Linked DNA regions of Homo sapiens: region 2 is linked to region 1. The links are chromatin contacts, found by POLR2A ChIA-PET in ENCODE. All regions are on one chromosome and are shown on one strand. The core of a region is the stretch at or near the end of the contact, and the rest is flanking DNA. Distances in the headings are between cores, read along the strand shown. Region 1 holds the start of BCL2L1 (BCL2 like 1). Region 2 overlaps SDC4 (syndecan 4).

Region 1 (3,322 bases), core at 501-3,000:
GGCCATGCCCTAGTCTGAGAGGAGAGTGCCATACACGCAAACTTTGAAATAAAGGGAACTTGATTTGGGGGAGAGAAGCCCAGGATAGGACTGAGACCCCTTGGGGGGAACAGATGGAGAGGTCTGTGGGTCATTGATGCTCATCATCTTCTCCAGGCATTATACTCATCACCCCTTTGTGTGTGAACCATTGTATAAGGTAAGGGAAACACCGAACTAACTTCCTACCCTCACAGGTTTGGGACTTAATGAACACATAGGCTACAGTTTTCTTTGCTGAGAAACTGGAACACAAGTATGGAATAGTGGAGTCATGGGGGTGACCAGGGTGAAAGATGCCTGATCTCTGAAGCACAGGGTCATTTGTATTTCCAAGGAGTTAACCTCTTGTGGTGAAATGAGGCCAGTCAGGTTTCCTCAACTATCAACGTCTCCAACAATCACCCAACACAACAGAAAGAGATACAGAAGAAGGGCTGTTGGGGATCTCTGACCAGAGGCCAAAGAAAAGGGACACACAAGGGGCTTGGTTCTTACCCAGCCGCCGTTCTCCTGGATCCAAGGCTCTAGGTGGTCATTCAGGTAAGTGGCCATCCAAGCTGCGATCCGACTCACCAATACCTGCATCTCCTTGTCTACGCTTTCCACGCACAGTGCCCCGCCGAAGGAGAAAAAGGCCACAATGCGACCCCAGTTTACCCCATCCCGGAAGAGTTCATTCACTACCTGTTCAAAGCTCTGATATGCTGTCCCTGGGGTGATGTGGAGCTGGGATGTCAGGTCACTGAATGCCCGCCGGTACCGCAGTTCAAACTCGTCGCCTGCCTCCCTCAGCGCTTGCTTTACTGCTGCCATGGGGATCACCTCCCGGGCATCCAAACTGCTGCTGTGGCCAGTGGCTCCATTCACCGCGGGGCTGTCTGCCAGGTGCCAGGATGGGTTGCCATTGATGGCACTGGGGGTCTCCATCTCCGATTCAGTCCCTTCTGGGGCCTCAGTCCTGTTCTCTTCCACATCACTAAACTGACTCCAGCTGTATCCTTTCTGGGAAAGCTTGTAGGAGAGAAAGTCAACCACCAGCTCCCGGTTGCTCTGAGACATTTTTATAATAGGGATGGGCTCAACCAGTCCATTGTCCAAAACACCTGCTCACTCACTGAGTCTCGTCTCTGGTTAGTGATTCTCTTCTAAGATCCAAAGCCAAGATAAGATTCTGAAGGGAGAGAAAGAGCTTCAGGAAAAAAAAATAATTAATATGCATGCCATTTACCCTAAAAATTCCATTCCCCCTCCAGGTACCAGAACTGGTTTCTTTGTGGGTCTTACGAAGGTCTGGGTCTAGGTTCCAAGATACTTCACTTAAGTCAAATCGAAAGCACCAGTGGACTCTGAATCTCCCACCAGCCTTTTCTACCCCCGTCTTCTCCGAAATGCCTTCCTCGGAAAGTCACTCCCTGGGCAGTCCCCCCCGCCCCACTCCCGCTCCCCCGCACCACCTACATTCAAATCCGCCTTAGGCAAAGGCAGGCAGGTGCAGCCCCCGGAAGATCTTTTGTATCACAGGTCGGGAGAGGAGGTGGCTGCGGGGATGCCGGTAACTCAGCCGGCCTCGCGGTGGCTGGCAAAAAAACCAGCTCCGGCCGGAGGGATCATGCGACCCGGCAGGCTGGGAGCCCAGAAGGCGACACAGGAATTGCGAAGCTCAGGAACCAGCCCCCTCGCTTGCTTCCTCCTCCATCGCCCGGATCGAGGGCGGCCGCTCCGCAGCCGCGGCCTCCTGCCACCCGGGAGCCCAGCCCCCTCTCTCTTGCACGCCCCTTGGCTCTCCGCCTCCTACTGGGAGCCAGGAGTACTCTCCCGGAGGTGGCTGGTATGGATTTAGTTGGTTTTTGTTTTTCTTTTTTCTATTTAAGCACCAGCCCAGGGTGAGGTGGAGGCGTCCGAAACCCTAAAGGGACTTCTCAATGGGGTTCAAGGTTTCAGTGAGGGACGCAGGGAGGGGGAAACTGCCTCAGATCTGCAATCTGACTTTGGGAAGGCCACCCCCAGGCCTGTCTGTGATGTTGAAGGCCGGAGACCCCCAACAAATGCCGCTGGTTTGCTCTGAATTCCCCAAAGGCCCAGAACGTGGCAGTTGGGGATTGCCGGGTCCTCCATTCCCCGCCCGGACACAATGGCCGCCGGCGCCCTGCACAAAGACTGGGTGAGGGTGAGGCGCTGGGCCTCTCCTCAGGTCAGGAAGAGGGGTCGAGGCCTGCTCGACGGCCCCACAGCTGAGACCACGTTTTCCTGGGGACAGGCCCAAAGTGGCTTTCTGGCGCCCCCGGGAGGGCTCCGGGGCCGGGGGCTGCACCTCTCCGGAGCCCAGGGTGGGCCGGCTGCGGCCTAGCGGCTTCTCGAGCTCACTAGGCCGGGTACCCGCCGAGCCACCGCCCCGTTGCTAGGCAACCGCCCTCCCCCGGGGGCGCCCCCTAGACCTTCCTGAGAGGAGGGGCCTCGCCCCCGGCGGTCCGCCCCAGCGCAGCCAATCAGCGAGCCCAGCCGGCACGGAAGCGGGACGGCGAAGGCTCCTATTGGGCGCAACGGCTGTCACGCACAGGGGAGGCGGCGCTCTCACCTGCGAGCCCCGCGAGCCGTGGGGGGCCACATCCCCCTTCATCGGCCCGGTAGCTTCCAGACGCAAGAGCTCTTCGCGGCCGAGTTCCGCGCCGCGGACCCGGGCCGGCCTACCTGGCTGCCGGCCTACCTGGCTGACTGCTCGCGCCGTCTCTCCCGAACAAGCCGGCCTCAGTTTCCCCTGAAGAGACAGGGGAACTTGCAAGCTCAGTCACTTCCGGTGCCGCGGCAACGCGCGCGAGCCCGAGACGCAAAGGGAGTGCGCGCCTTGAGTGACTGGCATCAGGACCGGGGAGAGATCGCCCCCTCGCGGTAGATCTGGGGAATCGGGAGGCGCAAAAAATCAACATTTATAATCACATTTCCATTTATTCATTCAGTCAGTCAGTCAGTCACTCATCAGTCAATCAGCCTATTTCATCCGTCCGTCAGTTTATATATAGAAGAAGCATCGCCTTGTGGTTAAGCACTTTGTCTGGATTCTAACTCTGCTAGTTAGGCAAGTTTCTCAACTGCTCTGTGCTTCAATGTCCTCAATTGTAAAATGGGTAATAGTACCAACCTCTCTCGTTGAGCTATTGTGATGATTAAGAGAGTTATTAATTGTAAACTCCATAGGACAGGCCGGGCGCGGTGGCTCACGCCCGTAATCCCAGCACTTTGGGAGGCCGAGGCGGGCGGATCACCTGAGGTTAGGAGTTCAAGA
Region 2 (3,212 bases), core at 99-2,598, about 14 Mb after region 1:
TAGGGCTGGTAGCACCTTGCAGGGTGATGAGGATTAAGAGGAATGCATTTGTGTGTGCAAGGGACCCAGCACGTGATCAATGAATAGTGGCTGTGATTAACCCCTACCTGCCTTCCTCCTGGCCAGTGGGATCAGTGCTCAAAGGATCAGAGGCCTGGGAAAACTTGCAGAGGCAGTTCTGTTGCTGGAAGGAAGCTAGCCTGGGGACAGGGAGATGGTGCTTTGCAAACTGTAAAGGAATATAATCTATAATAGGTTATCATTTTGCTTCTGAGCCCAGAGACTTTTCAACAACCAATCAGGTCCCTTCAGACTGTGAAAAAAAGATACAGAGATAGTCAGAGACCTGCCCAAGGTCACACAGCTTTGACCACCTGTCCTAAGCAGACAGAGGTAAAGACCATTTTTATTTTCCCCGAAGGTGCAAATGACAGTGACCAGAAACACCTGAAATTCTACTTGGGGACCTGGGTCCCCAGGGACAAAATAAATAAATAAAAATCTAGAAGGTAAAAAGAAACTACACACCAATCCATGGTCTGGTGCTCTGGTGCCTGAATGGTTAAACCAGGTCTGGGGGTGGGGGTGGAGTGAGGGTTCAAATGTCGCCTTCAAGGTCGGGTTACTCTGAACACAATCACTCAGGAGAGAGCCAGGCCTGGCACTGCCTGCAACCAGCTTTTCACCAAGCCTCAGGGCAGCCCATTCCCACAGCAAGAACTCCAGGATCCTAGGGTGCCAGCTAGAAATGGGGGAAGGGTTCAGGAGCCTCTGGATGTCTCCCTGCCAGGAGCTGACCCAGCACCCTTGTTACTAACTCCCTGGATGATCGTGGACAATTCCCTTCTCTGAGCCTCAGTTTTCCAATCTGTAAAAGACAGGTCTCAAAGAGACAAGCCTCCCTCTGTCCCAGCCCAGTAACCAAGCTGGGCATTGCTCCGATTACCGGTGGAGACAGCCAGGAGGGGGCTGGCTCCCTCAGGGCCTCAGAGACAGAGGTGCATTGAAGTTGGAGCTTGTAATCTAGGCAGCAGATCCGAAATCCCTGCTGGATCCGAGGGCTAGGGAGGCTCTCGGGATGTAAACAAACCTCCTGTGTTCTCAGAGCAGAGTAGAGAGCCCACGCTGCAGCCTTATCTCAGCTGATTAGATCAGCCCTGGGTGCTGGCTTCCTGCCTCTTCCCAGCCTCCCTCACCGACCCCCAAGGAAGCCATCCTCCAGACCAGGTCAGTCTGTCCCACAGACGGCTCCGGCAGGGCTTCTCCAAGGCAAGGAGTATCCCCACTCTGGGTAGCCGGGCCAGCCATGTGCCACATCTGCCCCCACGCCCAGAGGCTAGAGTGACACCGCCAGTCCCCGCAGGCCTGGCCACTGACTGCTGGGCTTCACCAAGTCACTGTTTCCACACATACCAGCCTCTCCCTGCCTCCCCTTTCCATTACCCCAGGTGTCACCTGACCAGCAGCCTCTTCTACTGTGCCAGAGAAAACTGGAGCAGCCGAGCTCCCGGGCCTGGAGGACAGGGGGAGGGGTGAGATGCAGCCTGAAGGGGTGGGGGCCGCTGAATAGGAAGGTCTGGGCTGAAGGTGGGGGTTGGGGGAAGCAGGAGGCAAGAACAAGGCTGGGAAGTGGGGGAGGGAGGAAGGATGGCTGTAGAAAGGTCAAAGCCAGAAAGAACTGCTGAGATCAGAGTGACCTTTTGGGGAGTACTGCAGCCCCCTGAAAAGGATAAAAAGGTCTAAACCCCAATAACTGTAACTCTTAGTTTACATTTTCAACATATGCACAGACACCACCTCCCCAAAGCCAAACTCTGGCCGGGTTAAGAACCCTCGTCTAGGTGCTAATAAAGCCAGAACTTTACAAGTTTGCCAAACAGCGATGATGACCTTTGAGTGCCACAGGTGTTTTATAGAGGACACTGGAGTTCACATCAACAAAGTGACGTATTAACTGTGTGTGTCCCTGGGTGAGCAGCAGAGCTAGGACGGGGGCTGGAGTTTTCTGTACCCTCTTTTTCAGTCACCCAGCCTTCAGCAGATGGGACCAGAGAGGCCCCAGTGAGATGCAAGAATGTGCCCAAGGTCACCACTGTGTTAGTTAATGACAAACAAGCCCAAGAAGTCAGGCTTATTCTTCTAAGGTTAAATGAGACCCCAACTGTTGACATATGTGTTCTCTCTCCTCCCTCTCTAGGGCACCATGCAGTGAAAACATACGAGAAACTGGCTTTTCAGAACACTGTACCTTTTCTGTCCACCAACACCCCACCCCTCAAAGTGCTATTTGCAATCACTCAGCCTCCTTAAGGGTAGAAACTCTGCCCCTCCAGCACAGGAGGGTGACCCCAGGTCCTGGACAGTGTCCAGAGTGGTCTGATACCCTTGGCAAACCCCCTGCCCCCTCTCCCTCCAGGCTGCAAACTGTTCAGCATGAGGCTCCAGCAAATCCCAGCAGGAGAGGTGGGGCTGCCCAGAACTGGTTCTTGTTTAAACATAAACCCATTCGATAATTAGCAAACAGCCCACTTCTAAGATAAACAAATAGGAGATTTGGACTCCAAAAGCCCCACCCTAGATTTCTCCCTTCCCACCTCCCAGCTGTGGGGGTAGATAAGGGGGATAAGGGGGATGGAGAAAGCTTTCCAGGAGACCTGGGCTCAGAATCTTCAGAGATAGGACCCCCTGGCATGAAGGTGGCCTGGGCAAGGAAGGGAACTGTCACTAAGTAACACCTCCTCCCTACCAGGCATGGTACTAGGTGCCTTTATTTACAGCCCTGTCGTCTCCTTTAAGCTTCGCCACACCGGTATCATGATCTTCTTAACAGACCAGGAGGCTGGGGCTCAGAGGTGGAGTAGCATGACTGAATTCATGTAGCCAGTAAGAGGTGGACTTCGCACGTCTGGAGTTAAGTCTGTGTAACACCAAGCCAATGTTTCAATGCCCTCTGGCCAGCCCCAGGAAGCAAAGAGGAGTCCTCACAAACATCAGAAAATCCTGGGGTCACACCAAACCTGAACAGTACCAGCTTTTGCTCTCTGAAAAAATGCAGGCCAGTTGCAGCCTCAGTTTTGCCTTAAAGAGGAAAAAAGTACTACCTGCTCTGCAGAGGTCTAAAGCCCAATTTTGAGGACTGGCTGCACAATGTACAATGTCAAAGTCTACATGCAGGCAAGGGGCTGTGAAAGTGCGGGACCTAGTACAAACAT

The links. ChIA-PET counts read pairs that join two places held with the same protein, here RNA polymerase II (POLR2A).
Region 2: POLR2A ChIA-PET joins it to region 1 with 10 read pairs in Caco-2. The contact joins the enhancer-like site here to the promoter of BCL2L1 in region 1. POLR2A ChIA-PET finds 5 or more read pairs at or near these places in 2 of 52 experiments (Caco-2 and PC-9).

What each region holds. Positions count from the first base shown.
Region 1 is chr20:31,721,118-31,724,439 of GRCh38, forward strand. BCL2L1 (BCL2 like 1) reads right to left here and starts at 1,751. Exons shown (of 3, transcript NM_138578.3): 1 at 1,501-1,751; 2 at 538-1,231. The coding sequence starts at 1,101. RefSeq lists enhancers at 1,370-2,125, 2,060-2,119, 2,126-2,880, 2,650-2,849 and silencers at 1,490-1,609, 1,660-1,769, 1,669-1,963, 2,170-2,619.
Region 2 is chr20:45,341,068-45,344,279 of GRCh38, forward strand. All of the region lies in intron 1 of SDC4 (syndecan 4), which reads right to left. Among named protein-coding and RNA genes, the nearest start is that of SDC4, 5.8 kb to the right of the region's middle. RefSeq lists an enhancer at 1,366-2,260. Within about 2 kb of position 1,349, at least 30 of the 41 ENCODE cell types and tissues checked have a DNase peak (open chromatin) inside an H3K27ac peak, as active enhancers do; they include PC-9, where a contact is called at or near this core.